Regions from separate parts of the Homo sapiens genome. Here regions 2 and 3 are each linked to region 1. A link is an interaction called in ENCODE POLR2A ChIA-PET data of the cell type or tissue named here. Cell type or tissue: GM12878. All regions are shown on one strand.

Region 1 (5,000 bases):
CTTCCAAAGTGCTGGGATTACAAGTGCCTGACCTAGTTGTATGACTGAATACATCACTTAACTGAATAATTTGTAAGAAATTACATGTGGTTGTTTGTAGAAGATACTAATTAAAGCAACTTAAATACAAAAGAGGCATATTTCTTCCTCAGAATAAAGAAGAGCAGAGTTAGGCAGTTCAGGGTTGGTGTGGCTGCTCCTTGGTCATTAAGCATCCAGGATCTCCCCTTTCCATGTGCTCTGCCATCTTTGGCACACACCTTCATGTTCTAGGTTACTCTTGGTCCAATATGGCTTTTGAAGCTCTAGCCACCTCATCTGCCTTCCAAGCAACAGAAAGGACAAACGGAAGAAGGGCAATAATGACAGAGTTCCAAGAAGCCTACCCAGTGACTTCTGCTTACATCTAGTTGGCCACTTTTATCTGCAAGGGAAAGGGAAATGAATTACATGTAATAGTTATTAGTATGGGTTTCAAGAAGCTGATTAAACCACTTGGAGGAAATAGGCAGTGTGCTAACCCACCAGTATAATAGAGAAATATTATGTGTGAGTCTATCCTTGATTTAGCAGCAAAAGCATAAGAACAATAAATATCTTGGGCTTAAATGTAAGTAAGCTAGTTGAAGTGTTTGTAGAAAATACCCTAATGCATATTCTCTCTCTCTCTCTCTCTCTCTCTCTCTCTCTCTCTCTCTCTTTTTGGAGTCAGGGTCTCACTCCTGTCACCCAGTGGTGCTATCATTCCTCACTGCAGCCTCAACTTCCTGGGCTCAGGTGATTCTTCCACCTCAGCCTCCCAAGTAGCTGGTACTACAGGTGCGTGCCACCACACCTGGCTAACTTTTTGTATTTTTAGTAGAGACAGGGTTTCGTCATGTTGCTCAGGCTGGTCTCAAACTCCTGGACTCAAGAGATCCACCCACCTTGGCCTCCCAAAGTGCTGGGACTACAGGTGTGAGCCACCATGCCTGGCTGCATTTTCTCTTAATAATTTGGATTATTTCCCTGCCACTCCCTTGCCTGTACTGTTATTCAATCAAAGTAGGCAAGGGTTAATGCCACGTAGGAAGGAAAAGGGTATTTGGTAGAAGAATTCCTGAGAGACAGGAAGGGAAAGCAGGAAGTTCTTCTGATAATTGGGAAAAGCAGAGAGTGTGAGAGACAAAGGAGTGGGAGGCCAGAAATAAGTGATTTGGGGATACAGATCTGGTGAAATTCCAAAACATGGCTCATGCCCACTTTCCAGATTTTGTTTCAGATGATGCAGGTTCCTTGGAACAACCCTGTATTGGGGTTGGTACCATGTTCAGTATGACTCAGGTAGTAACGGATGAGGGAGAAGTCTGAGAGCAGCCTCCCAGGATCCCACAAGTACATCATGTCAAGGAGAAAGCAGTCAAGAGTTCCTTGGATTCCTCAGGGGACAGATGGTGCTGAGGGGAACCACTTGGCTGCAGGAAGCCTTAGGTTGCATAAGCAGAGCACAGAATGCAGGAATGAAGAATCTCAGTAATAGGCAGCAAAATGATGCCACAAAAGATAAGATACAGCCAAGTTTCCCTCTGTCAGCTTCAACAGTGGGATGAGGGACATCTCAGGGAAGGCCACAGGACAGTGTGGTATTCTCCTCCTGCTTTTATGAGGGGAGAAAATAGCCAGCAGGGAGTGTGAATTTTTTTTTTTTTTTTTGAGACAGGGTCTCATTCTGTCACCCAGACTGGAGTGCAGTGGTGTGACCTCGGCTCACTGTAACCTCTACTTCCCGGGCTCAAGTGATTTTCCTGCCTCAGCCTCCTGAGTAGCTGGGATTACAGGTATGCGCCACTACCACCTGGTTAATTTATTTTGTATTTTTAGTAGAGACAGGGTTTCACCATGTTGGCCAGGCTGGTCTCGAACTCCTGACCTCAAATGATCCACCTACCTTGGCCTCCCAAAGTGCTGGGATCACAGGTACGAGCCACCGCACTCAGCTGGGAGTGTGAATTTTGAATGAATTAAATTCTATTTAAACTCACAGAGACATAAACACAATTTAAAAATTTCCCCCTGCTATTAGTAGGAATTGAGGCTTGAGTCTAAAATAGGAGTCATTACAGAAAGTAACAAATGTTAACATTCTTTCGCACATCTGAGTCATAGTATGCAAATTTCTGTCCTGCTACATGACACAAGGTCTGTACAAAAAAAGCACATGTATAGGTCAATTTCATTTATAAACATAGATTACAAAATCTTAAATAAAACACTGGTAAATTTAATCCATTAGGATAGTAAAAGAATAATACATCACATCCAAGTATTGTTTAGTCCACAAATATAAGTGTAATAGATTTCAAATAGGAAGTGTCCACCAGAAACCCTAAGGCAATAGATATTAGATGGCAAAGTTGTCAGCATACCCTTCTGTGGGAGTTTCAAAGTAGATAATCAAAAACCAGTTGCACAGTTCTCAAGCCCCTCATCCTCAGGGAGGTAAAGAGATGTTGCTGTAGGGCTTCTTTGAAGAGGACTTTTCTGGAGAGACATAAGCTTGTGAGGATTTCTCCTCCCTCTCTCCCAATAAGCAGGGTTGGGTGATACTTTCTTATTCTTAAGCCAAGGGGGAGCCATTTCAATGGGACCACTTGGAGACCTTGATATGTAACTCCTGCAGGTAATGGGATGCAGTGGACCAATATCTAACTCTTGCCTAGGACATGTGAAAGGCAGTGGTGGACTAGCTAGCTGTTCCAACTACAGGGGTGAAGGTCAAATAAATGATTATATCAAGTGGCCTGCACTCCAAGAGTTTGTCAGGGTGGAAGGTTTCTTTGGAAGGAGAGCTGGCTTAAACCCTTTAAAATCTTGCCTAGGAGGATTGCCTGGAAGAGCCATGGAACTCCTAACAGAAAGACCCAGTGTAGACTGGACCACCAAAAAACAGAGGCTGAGATGAGAGTAGCCAATGAAAGGGAGATGGTATCACCTGAATTATATAAGGTACAACAGAATCTTCCTACTGGGTCTTCTGCAGAATCTGTAAATGTGTCCTAAGAGAGAAATAGTTAGCTTTGAATATCTGCCAATCCCAGAAAGCTTGAAACTATTTAACAAAGCTTAGAGAGCCAGTATGTGAAAATGGAGACTAAATTCAACTGCCTCTTTTTTTTCTTTTACCATAACTTGTTTTCTCAACTTTCCCACTCCCCTCCTGCTATACCCTCCAGTAGAAGAAATTGATGCTCTATGCCATGTCCATGTTTTGCTGAATTTGCTCCCTTTTTTTCCTCTGCCTAGGATGTTTGTACCCCACCTCTTCTGGTTCACTCAGTCCTCTAGAAAACCATCAGCACCGAGGTCAATGAATAACATAGGGGCCTTTAATCTGTGTTGAGAGACCTTAGAATGACTATCACAAAGGCCATTTATCCAATGTGATCAGTCTAGAAATGGAACCATTCCATTAAAGTAGGGAATCATAAAATATGATCTGTACTTATTTTAAATATTTTAAGTTCAAACCCATTTATATACATCCATTCATAGGCCTTCGAATGTGAGGCAAGCTTGTTTTTCTTTGTACAATAGTCCACTGATTGGAACTCTGTATTATCATTCTTGAACAAACCACTCACAATATGCATTTTTATGATTCTTCATTTTGGGTTTCTTTAATGTGCAAGAACTTAAACACACCTAGGAAGATATCTATGTGTAGGACTTTAAATTACTTAAAATTATTTACCCAACTCTGTAGTTGTTTTGCTTACATTTATTTCAACAGTCGTTTTTGCTTTCTTTTTTTTTTTTTTTTTTTTTTTAGCAACTCAGTCAGTCTTCAGTCTTCACTGAGTCTTTCCAGTGAATAAGGGAGCCATAGATCACAGCCAATCCCCCTAATCCCCCTTCTAGCTCCTAGTGGGCTCTTTGGCTGGATCTGGAAACCAAATTGACACCAAGCAGATGAATAAAAGTATACAAATTGTATTAGTTTTACATGTACATGGGGATCTTTATGAGTGAAGTCTGAAGAAATGGCCAAAGCAAGATACTCTCATACTTTTTAGACAAAGAGCAATAAACTTGAGAAGAAATGACCCAGAACTGTGCTCCAAGAGAGAAATATGTTTGAATATCTGCCGATCTCTCAGGAGAGCTTGAAACTATTTAACAAAAATGTTTCCCAAACCTGAGAGAAAATAAAATCTGGCTAGGGCAGTAAAATTTTCTAGGGGAGTCGTTAGGAAATACATGGAGGGGTGTAATACAGGTAAAAGCTAAGGGTAACTTCACTAGGTGTATTTATTCAGGCCCATTGCAGCCTTCAAGTCCAAGTTTCTAGTGATAAGGGCTATTTCCTTGCTCTGGTATAGAGAGGGTACCCCTCCCAGAGGAATCTGGCTACACGCAGGAAGAAAATTGTCAGTTCTCACCCTTTCTGAAACTACAATTTCTCCAATGTTTTCTTTTTTAAGAAACATTGGCTCATCCCTGTAATCCCAGTACTTTGGGAGGCTGAGGCGGGTGGATCACCTGAGGTCAGGAGTTTGAAACCAGCCTGGCCAACATAGTGAAACCCCATCTCTACTAAAAATACAAAATTAGCTGGGCATGGTGGCACAAAACTGTAATCCCAGCTGCTTGGGAGGCTGAGGCAGAAGAATTGCTTGAACCTGGGAGGCGGAGGTTCTAGTGTGCCGAAATTGCGTTATTGCACTCCAGCCTGGGCAACAAGAGTGAAACTCTGTCTCAAAACAAAACAAAACAAAAAGTTTTTATTTTTGTAAAGATGGGATCTTGCTATGGTTTTTTTTTTTTTTTTTGTCTTGAGACAGGTTTTCGCTCTGTCACCCAGGCTAGAGTGCAGTGGTACAATCACAGCTTGCTGCAGCCTTGACCTCCTGGGCTCAAGTGATTCTCCAACCTCAGCCTCCTGAGTAGTTGGTACTACAGGCACGTGTTCCCACACCAGGCTAATTTTTATATTTTTTGTAGAGATGGGGTCTCACTGTGTT
Region 2 (5,000 bases), 500 kb before region 1:
CTGCCACCAAGGGAGTGTGGGTGAATGATCAAGGCAGGCATCCCCGTGGAGATCAGACACCAGTGGAATGTGGGTGAATGATCAAGGCAGGCGTCCCCATGGAGATCAGACACCAATGGAATGTGGGTGAATGATCAAGGCAGGCGTCCCTGCTATGATCAGACACCAAGGGAAGACTGTCTTCCCAAATCCATGACCGATGTCAGAGTTTTTGAGTTCACGGATAAAATGTGTTCCTTTGTCTCTACTAGAAAGGAAAGAGAACTGAAATTGGAAAGATAGGGAGATTGAAGGGTAGCAAGAGAGGCTGGAGAAGAGAGCAAAGAGACCGCTTACCTGAGTTGAAATTGGTGAGATGTTCCTTGGGCTGGTCTGAGGACCCGAGGTCATAGGTGGATCTCTTCATGAAGTGAGGGTGAGGACAGGGGGCCAATCTCTCAAAGGAGTCCCCCTGTCCCGGGTTCTTTGGCATCAAACGTTACGCACATCCATGTGAAGAGACCACCTAACCAGGCTTTGTGTGAGCAACAAGGCTGTTTATTTTCACTTGGGTGCAAGTGGGCTGAGTCCAAAAACAGAGTCAGCAAAGGGAGATAGGGGTGGGGCAGTTTTATAGGATTTGGGTAGGTAGTGGAAAATTAGTTAAAGGTGGTTATCTCTTGCGGGCAGGGGTGGGGGTCACATGGTGCTCGGTGGGGAGCTCCTGAGACTCTTTGTCCAGGGGAGGACTGTCACAAGGTTGATTCATTAGTTAGGGTGGGGCAGGAACAAATCACAATGGTGGAATGTCATCAGTTAAGGCAGGAACTGGCTGTTTCACTTCTTTTGTGGTTCTTCAGTTGCTCCAGGCCATCTGGATGTATACGTGCAGGTCACAGGGGTTATGATGGCTTAGCCTGGGCTCAGAGGCCTGACAGTGAGACCATCTCTAACAAAAATAAATAATTAGCCAGGTGCGGTGGCACACATCTGTGGTCCCAGCTACTGGGGTGGCTGAGGTAGGAGGATTGCTTGAGCTCAGGAGGTGGAGGCTGCAGTGAGCTGTGATCACACTACTGCACTCCAGCCTGGGCAAGAGGGAGACCTTATCTCAGAAAAACAAACAAAAAACAATGATGCACCCTAGTCTTATTGTGGCAATCCAGAGAGAGGGTGGGGAGGCAAGCAGAGATGACAGAATTGGAAGCTACTCACATGCCTTAATGTAACTCCTCACTAAGATTCTCAATCTCTAGGAAGGATTCTAAACTTATCAAAAGAGCTGAGTTCTGTGACAGGACTAATGGGGACAAAATAGAAAAGGTTTGTACAGATCACAGGAATCTCAGGCAAGAGATTATGAGGTCATAAACCCAAGGAATCTGCAGAAATTGTGTGGAAAGTTTGAACTTTCCCATCTTGTGGAATTGGCAATGCTCTGAGGCAATCATACAGAACTCTCTGTGGATCAGGAGGGTCCTAATTGGCACCTGGTTTACACAGACAGCATGTTTCCAAATCACTCATCCCCCTTTAGTTCATCCTCCACACTAGCCCAAGTGCTTTTCCTAAATAAAGAGTGAATATTATCATGTCATTCCCCAGCTTTAAAATTCCTTATTGTCCACAATCCAAAATTTCTTACCCTGGCATCCAACACAAGGGCTTCCTCTCCTCCTCACACAGGGCACACTATCAAACATTTCATTATTTCCTAAAACACTAAGCCTTCCCTTCTGTCTGAAATAAACTTTCCCTTTCCTCTCTTTTCTCTGCTATAAACACCTATTCATTCAGACCAAATTCAATCATCCTTTCAGATTCCCCTCTCCTGTGAAGTTAACCATTCCCACCTGTGTTCCCCCAGCACCTTGTTCAGAGTACTTTCACTTCCTCTGCGTTCCTTGCAGGAAGGACTATGTCTTTTTTTTTTTTTTTTTTTTTTTGTGATGGAGTCTTGCTCTGTCGCCCAGGCTGGAGTGCAGTGGCGCGATCTCGGCTCACTGCAAGCTCTGCCTCCTGGGTTCATGCCATTCTCCTGCCTCAGCCTCCCGAGTAGCTAGGACTACAGGCGCCCACCACCACGCCCGGCTAATTTTTTATATTTTTAGTAGAGACGGGGTTTCACCGTATCAGCCAGGATGGTCTCAATCTCCTGACCTCGTGATCTGCTCACCTCAGCCTCCCAAAGTTCTGGGATTACAGGAGTGAGCCACCGCACCCAGCCAGGAAGGACTATGTCTTACTCACTTCTGGGCCCCACTGTCCAGTACAGGCCAGGTTAAGGCACTCCCCCGGCTTCTACAGCATCCTGGGTACAACTGTAATGATACCTACCATCCTGCATTGCAACTCTGGATTTGTGTGGCAATCTCCTACACTAGAAATCAGGGGCCACATTGTCTTCAATGTCAGTATTACAAGTTACTAAGAGGGAAGGAGGAAAAGAGGGAGAGGAAGAGAAGAAAGAGTAGATGGAATGAGGGAGAAAGGGAAAAAATAAGGGGAATGAAGGATAAAATAAAGTTTAAAAGGAAGTTAGACAGTGAATAAAAGGACTAGTCAGGACTCAAAAGCACTGACTAAAACAAAAAATGTTAGCATATAAGTTAGGGTCAAAAAAGGGCAAGTGAGCCGGGCACAGTGGCTCACATCTGTAATCCCAGCACTTTGGGAGGCTGAGGCAAGCGGATCACCTGAGGTCAGGACCAGCCTGGCCAACATGGCAAAACCCCATCTCTAGTAAAAATACAAAAATTAGCCGGGCGTTGTGGCACATGCCTGTAATCCCAGCTACTCGGGAGGCTGAGGTAGGAGAACTGCTTGAACCCGGGAGGCAGAGGTTGCCGTGAGCCAAGATCGCGCCACTGCACTCCAGCCTGGGCAACAGAGACTCCATCTCACAAAAAAAAAAAAAAAAAAAAGAGAGAGAGACAAGTGAGATTGGCTGGGGAGCTTTGTTCCAAGATCAAAGCAGGAGCCTGGTACATTGGTCGTAGGCCCAACTGGCAGCAGACACTCATAATTATAAAAGTCACAGTGGGGCTCAGCACAGTGGCTCACGCCTGTAATCCCAGCACTTTGGAAGGCCGAGACGGGTGGATCACCTGAGGTCGGGAGTTTGAGACCAGCCTGTCCAACATAGAGAAACCCCGTCTCTACTAAAAATACAAAATTAGCCGAGCATGGTGGCACATGCCTGTAATCCCAGCTACTCGGGAGGCTGAGGCAGGAGAATCGTTTGAACCTGGGAGGTGGAGGTTGCAGTGAGCCGAGATCCCGCCGTTGCATTCTATCCTGGGCAACAAGAATGAAACTCTGTCTCAAAAAAAAAAAAAAAAAAAAAAAAAAATCACAGTGGTTGTCACAAAGTCTCCAAGTCAGGAAGGAGTCAGACTAAGCTTCCCAGACTGAGAGGGGATCTGTAGACCTAGCTTGATAGTGGGTATAATGAAGAGCTTGACCTTGGGATCAGACATACCTGAATTAAGTCTCCACTCTGCCAATAGGTCTGGTTATTTAATCTCACAGAATTTTCTTGCCTTGAACATGGGGACATTACTACCTTACAGGATAGTATGAAGACTAGAGATAAGAGTTGTACAATAATTGGCACTTAGTAGGTATTTAAAAGATGGTGATTTTTATTATTAGGGTGTGTGCCAACTCACACACACAAGTTTGGGTGACTATGTTTAAAATATATTGTGTGGAGATTTTCAAGGAATCAGAAAATGTGTATGAAATAAAAGTGCTTGGTAAACAGTAAAGTACCCTATAAATATAAATGAATCATTTGGGAAGTCTTTTATAGTTGGATAAAATACAGGACTTGAATTTGGGCAGTAGTTCAGGTCCTACACCCCGCATTTACTTGCTCTGTAACCTTGGGCAAGTCCCTTTCTTTATCAGCCTATTTCTACATACGGCAAATGCAAGTCACTCTTAGTTGCTGTGAGAATTCAATAATGAGTGTAAAGTTCCTGGCACATCTCTTACTGGTGAACGGCAGGGTCCCCATGTTAGGTAAGGTTATGGGTGATGTCAGTTCCAAGCCCGGTGCCAGAATCACACTCTGCCAACTGGCTACAAATGAAGAGGGCCCCTCACTCTGGAAGAGTAGGGCCCCAGATTCACAAGAGAGGTAGATAGGGGTCTTTTGTATTTGTTAGAGGAAGGGTTCTTTTGTATTTGTTAGAGGAAAACTGGGTGAACACTAAACTTCCATGTAGAAAACACTGAAATCTGCCATGTGGAGCCAGGCCTAAACCAGGAGGACAGGAAACCAGACATAATCCCTGCTAAGCTGTTCCAGCCTTGAGGACTAAACTATTGCTACTAAAAGCAAAGACTCTCATTATGGGTTTTAAGATTTCTCTCACCTTATCCCACCCTTCACCCTGTACTCCCCGTCACTGCCGTTTTTCCTTGGCACAGAGTAAGTGCTCAATCAATAACATTGAGGCCAGGTGTGGTGGTGTGCACCTGCAGTCCCAGCTACTCCATACACTGAGGTGGGAGGATTACTTGAGCCCAGGAGATCAAGGCTGCAGTGAGCTGTGATCACACCACTGCACTCCAGCCTGGGCGACAGAGCAAGATCCTGTCTCAAAATAAAATAAAGTTGACCTCAAAATAAAATAAAGTTGAAAACGTTCTCATGCTTGGCACTGACTTGCCATAGAGCAAATGGCCCAAGGCCATATGAAGAGGCCACACTGGCTCCTAACTCCAGGCAAGTCTCCTAAGTGGCTCCTCCTTCAGAAGCCAAAAGGTAAATGTAGTGAAAAGAGCAACAGCTGGCAGTCAGGGAGGCCCAAGTTTGAACTCTGCTCCACAACGTACTTGCTGTATGACTTCACAGCAAGTGACTTTATCTTCCCTCACTTTCATGTCCTCTTCTTATTCCTTTGAGAGTTGCTGTGAGAACTACATGAGATAATGAATGTAAATGTGACTGACAGAATTAATCGCATGTAGTGGATGCTCAATTAATGTTAGTTCCTTTCCTTTCCCCCTTC
Region 3 (5,000 bases), 90 kb before region 1:
ATTTCATACAGAGTATGTTCTCCACCTACATGGAATGAAATTAGTAGTCAATAACAAGGAAATTTGGTAAATTTACAAATATGTAGAAATAACACACTCTTAACCAATGAGTCACAGAAGAAATTACAAAGGAAATTAGAAAATGCTTTGAGATAAATGAAAACAAAAACAACATACTAAAACTTAGATGCTGGCAAAGCAGTACTCAGAGGTTACTGTATGAATTTAGTACTCATATGAATTTATACTAATATACATTACATTGAAAAGAAGATCTCAAATCAGTAACCTAGCATTTCATCTTAAGAAACTAGAAAAAGAAGAGCAAACTAAAACATATTTATAAACTCCTTTATGCACAGCCCTGTGTTGGGTATAGACACAAGCTAGCAGAAGAAAGGAAAATTAAAGATTATAGCAGAGATAAAACAGAGAATAAAGAAACTACAGAGAGAACTGATGAGACCAAAAGTTGGCTCCTTGAAAAGACCAACAAAATTGACAAACCTTTAGCTAGGTTGACTGGCCTAGAAAAGAAGATTCAGATTACTAAAATCAGAAATGAAAGTGAGGACATTACTACCAACCTTGCAGAAATAAAAGAGATTATAAGAGAACACTATGAGCAATTGCATGCCAGCATCCCTGTGTGACTTCAGAATGTGAATGTGTGCCTGCAGAAACAACATACTCTCCAATCCCAACACAGTTTATACATCATCAAATAACCACATGAAAGGAAAGAGATTTGAGTCTCAGAAATGGCTTTGAGCTCCCTGCCTGGTTTGTATTTGGCTTACTTTTCTGGTGTCTAGGGATAGGCCAGTAGGAGGGTTAATGGAATCTTAAGTCATGCCAAATATAAAGATCATAAAGTCTATGTTTCCGTTGTCAGTGGGGTGGTACATCAGAAGGCTGACTGGGACAGCATCCATGAGAAAATATGTCAGCTCTTGATTCCACTGCGCACTTCCATGCCCTTCTACAATTCAGAGGAAGAACGGCAGCATGGCCTGCAGCAGCTGCAGCAGCGGCAGGTAGGGCCTACGGCACTTTCCAAGGTTAAGTCGTAGGTGCGGTGAAGCTGCCCAAGACAAGGCTCGAACTGTGTTGGGATCACTAAATTGTAACCTCACGGAGGGCAGAGACTTTGTTTTATATCTTTTTAAGTCCTCAACACCATCCAGTCTGTTGTTTTCCACATTTACTAAATACTTACTGTATTAGTCTGCTAGCACTGTCACAATCAAATATCACAAACTGGGTGGCTCAAACAGCATACATTTATTTCCTCACAGCTCTGGAGGCTGGGAAGTCCAAGATCAAGGGGTCAGCAGGTTTGGTTTCTTCTGAGGCCTCTCTTCCTGGCTTTCAGATGGCTGCCTTCCTACAGTGTCTTCACATGGTCCTTTGTGTGCAAGCATGCCTGGTATCTCTTTGTGTGTCCAATTTCCTCTTTTTATAAAGACACAAGTCAGATTAGGTTAGGGCCCACCCTAATGGCCTCATTCTAACTTAATCACCACTCTACAGGCCCTAGCTCCAATTATAGTCATGTGACAGACTGCAGGATAGGGCTTCAACACATGAATTTTGGCAGGGGACACAGTTCAGCCCATAACATCCACAGATGCCAAGAGTCTGGCCACATAATAGGAGGGTTAAGAATGATGTATGGATATACTACTGAATAAATAAAGGAGGTTACCAAAACCTGCCACTATTATTATGTATAGTGTTGAGTATTATTGAGTATTGAGCATCTCAATCACTCTAAAAAATTAGCCCCTTATTATAAGCCATAAATCTCTAAACATAAGATCCATCCATTTTAGTGTTATGACACTTTGATAGTGGCCTTAGAACAATGCAGAGTTAAAGTTTTTTGTGATATTAGCTAAACAGGATAATTCTGGAAGGGAAAATGAGATGTTTCTCTCAAAATTAACTCAACTAGGAAGGCAGAAAGTTTCAGATTGTCCTGAGACATGCTAGCTTTGCTAAAGTAAAGTTTTATTAGAACTGTAAAAACAATACTCATTTATTCATCTGATAACTCTATATTGAGCATTCATCTATGCCAAGCGCTGAACTAAGATGAAAATACACATGTTCCTGGGCCTTAAGGAACTCATAGTCCAGAGTTTGCTTTCTTATATCACTTATGTGGGGCTTCACGTCCACTCTAATACAGGCAGGCTCACTATGTGCCTTTAACTGGGTCATTAGGTGTTGGCCTTATCCCCAGGGCCATCTACATCCACCTTTGCCTTTAACTTTAGACTGTCTCAGATAGTCTGTTTCTCTCTTCCACAGAAGTATTTGATTGAATTCTGCTACACCATAGCCCAGAAATACCTCTTTGAAGGGAAACACGAAGATGCTGTACCAGCAGCTTTGCAGTCCCTTCGCTTCCGTGTGAAGCTGTATGGCCTGAGCTCCGTAGAGCTTGTGCCTGCTTACCTGCTGTTGGCCGAGGCCAGCCTTGGTGAGTGAAACCGACTTGAGATCCTTGGATCCCTTAAGTGGTGTTATGTTTGGGTCACACCAATGATCAAAGAGTCACCCTTGACAGTGGCACCAAGAGACCTATTGTAGAAGGAGCAGGGTTGCTGTAAAGTTTAGCACAAGGTAGGGAAGGAGATGTCACAGACTTTTGTCTACAACTGGCAGAAATCCACTCAAGCTGGCCTGCACAAAAAGGAGGAACTTTGTGCGGGTGCTGTAGTATCCTACAGGAGCTGAGGCTTCATGAGGGACTAGAATTGGAGTGCCTTTCGTTCTCTCTTGGGCCTTGTCTCCTGTATCTACTTCTCTCTGGGTATCTATCTGCTTTGCTATTTTCCCTCTCTGCAGACCAGATTTGTCTACCCTATGCTCACTGTAGAAGACAGCTACCCCAAAATGTCAGATGGAGTTTTTCAGTTTACGTGTTTTCTAGGTTTGAAGTAGGCAGTAGAAACTAATTAGCTTCTGATTTCCAAATACAAATTCGTAGAAGACAGAATTTTGTTGACATGGCTTGAGTGTGGAATCCACCTTTATTCCCTGGGATCAGAGCCACATAGTTCAGAAATACAGGAACCCACCCCTATAGATGGGAGAGGCAATTCTGAGAGTATAGAGCAGACTTAGCAGATACCCTACATGGTGGCCACCATTTAAAAAAATGCTTCATATGTTTTAATAGCCACCATTAAAAAAATACTTTTTTAAAAGTAAAACTTTTTTAAAAGTAAAACTGTTAAAATTAAGTACAATATAAAGAACTTTTATCCCCTGAGTTCTCTGAGAGTAAGTTGTTCACCTGATTCCCTATCCTTAGAATACTTCAGTGTCCCCTTAGTAAATGAGATATATTGTATTGTGGTTATGAAGGAGAATGTCTTTGTGGGAACCACACAAGGGGACCCTGTCATCTAAGAAGACCCCATTCAAGTTTCTCGAATTTTCCCAATAACATCTTTATAGCAAAAGGATACAGTTCAGGGTCACACTTTTCATTTTGTTGCCATGTGTTGGCAACAAAACTCTGGAATAGTTTCTCAACCTTTTCTTGACTTTTATGATCTTGACACTTTTACAGGTTACAGGCCAATTGTATAAAACATTTCTCAATTTGAGTTTGTCTGATATTTCCTAATGATGGGACTCACGTTATGGATTTTTGGCAAAAACAGTACAGAGGTGATGCTGTGTTCTCATCCCATCCTATAAACTGGCATGTTTTCATTTTTTTCATTACTGATGATGTTCATTTTAATTACTTTATTAGGATGGCGTCTGCCAGTCTTCCTCCCTGTAATGTTACTCTTTCACCCTTCTGTAATTAATAACTTTAATTTTCATTTCATGGATACGTCCTTTGAAACTATATAAATATCCCATTCCTCATCGAATTTTCAATGTATTCATTTAGTTATTTGTATCAGTATTTTATCTTTATTCAATGGGCTTAAATCCATTACTATCGTTAATTTGATCCTCAAACTGTCCCTGATTTGACCAGTGACAAACCCCACTCAAGCTGGCTTCTGCATCTCCCAGATACAACCCCATTTGTTCTTTGCTCACTTGACTGCTTTCTGGAACATACCTCTAAAGAGCCCTGATCTCTTTCAGTGGAAAGTGAAAATCAGAAGCCAAAAGCTGTGCACTAGATGTACTCATGCTTTTGGGGTATTACTGCTCCCAGGCCTTCTCAGTGGAGTTAGGGAGTAAGTGTAAATATAATAATGGGTGTACGTATACACACATTACATCTGTATTTATTTCTATATCTATATATCTTTTTTTTTTTTTTGAGACCGAGTCTCACTCTGTCACCCAGGCTAGAGTGCAGTGGCGCAATCTGAGCTCACTGCAGCCTCCACCTCCCTGGTTCAAGCAATTCTCCTGCCTCAGCCTCCCGAGTAGCTGGGACAACAGGTGTGTGCCACCACGCCTGGCTCATTTTTGTATTTGTAGTAGAGACGGGGTTTCACCATGTTTGTGATCTTGAACTCCTGTCCTCAAGTGATCCACCTGCTTCAGCTTCCCAAAGTGCTGGGATTACAGGTATGAGCCACCGTGTCTGGCCTGTATCTATATATCTACATCAATATCTCTATGACCACTAGTCTATACTGTTTGATCCAGATCTAATACAGCACCATAGGGTTCAATCTGATTTACTTCCATTCCTTAATTGCAACTCCCTTTGCTGACAGCTTTCACTTTCATTGGTTTATTTACATATTAATGAGTTCCCCTGTATGAATCAATCCCCGCTCTCTAACTCCGTCCTTTCCACCTTATAGATACCTCTTCCCGCTCCATGGGCCCTGACTCCCCATTCCAGGCTGCCTCTGCTGCATGGATCCCTCCTCACTTGTGTGGGTTCCAACTCCCCATAACAGGCTGTTTGCCTGCAGGAATGCCCTGCTCACCCTGCCCAGGTCTGACACCCCATTCCAGACTGTCTTTCCTCCAAAGTAATGAGAAAAGCACTGGACAAGAAA

Evidence for each region. ChIA-PET counts read pairs that join two places held together with the same protein. Peaks named below come from ENCODE experiments on the same cell type or tissue, not always from the same donor. Only the 100,000 strongest peaks of a DNase experiment are listed, where the experiment ranks them.
Region 2: POLR2A ChIA-PET joins it to region 1 with 5 read pairs; 1 of 35 experiments calls an interaction of 5 or more read pairs at or near these places.
Region 3: POLR2A ChIA-PET joins it to region 1 with 5 read pairs; 8 of 35 experiments call an interaction of 5 or more read pairs at or near these places.

The regions. Positions count from the first base shown.
Region 1 is chr1:42,356,102-42,361,101 of GRCh38, reverse strand. No RefSeq gene overlaps it. Among named protein-coding and RNA genes, the nearest start is that of RIMKLA, 22 kb to the left of the region's middle. In GM12878, no CTCF peak of the experiment used is centred here; a DNase peak (open chromatin) is centred at 2,149.
Region 2 is chr1:42,852,628-42,857,627 of GRCh38, reverse strand. It overlaps LOC339539 (a long non-coding RNA gene), which reads right to left and starts at 6. Exons shown (of 4, transcript NR_104171.1): 1 at 1-6. In GM12878, no CTCF peak of the experiment used is centred here; no DNase peak of the experiment used is centred here; H3K27ac peaks cover 598 bases.
Region 3 is chr1:42,445,955-42,450,954 of GRCh38, reverse strand. It overlaps ZMYND12 (zinc finger MYND-type containing 12), which reads left to right. Exons shown (of 8, transcript NM_032257.5): 2 at 896-1,037; 3 at 2,317-2,488. Among named protein-coding and RNA genes, the nearest start is that of ZMYND12, 7.6 kb to the left of the region's middle. In GM12878, no CTCF peak of the experiment used is centred here; no DNase peak of the experiment used is centred here.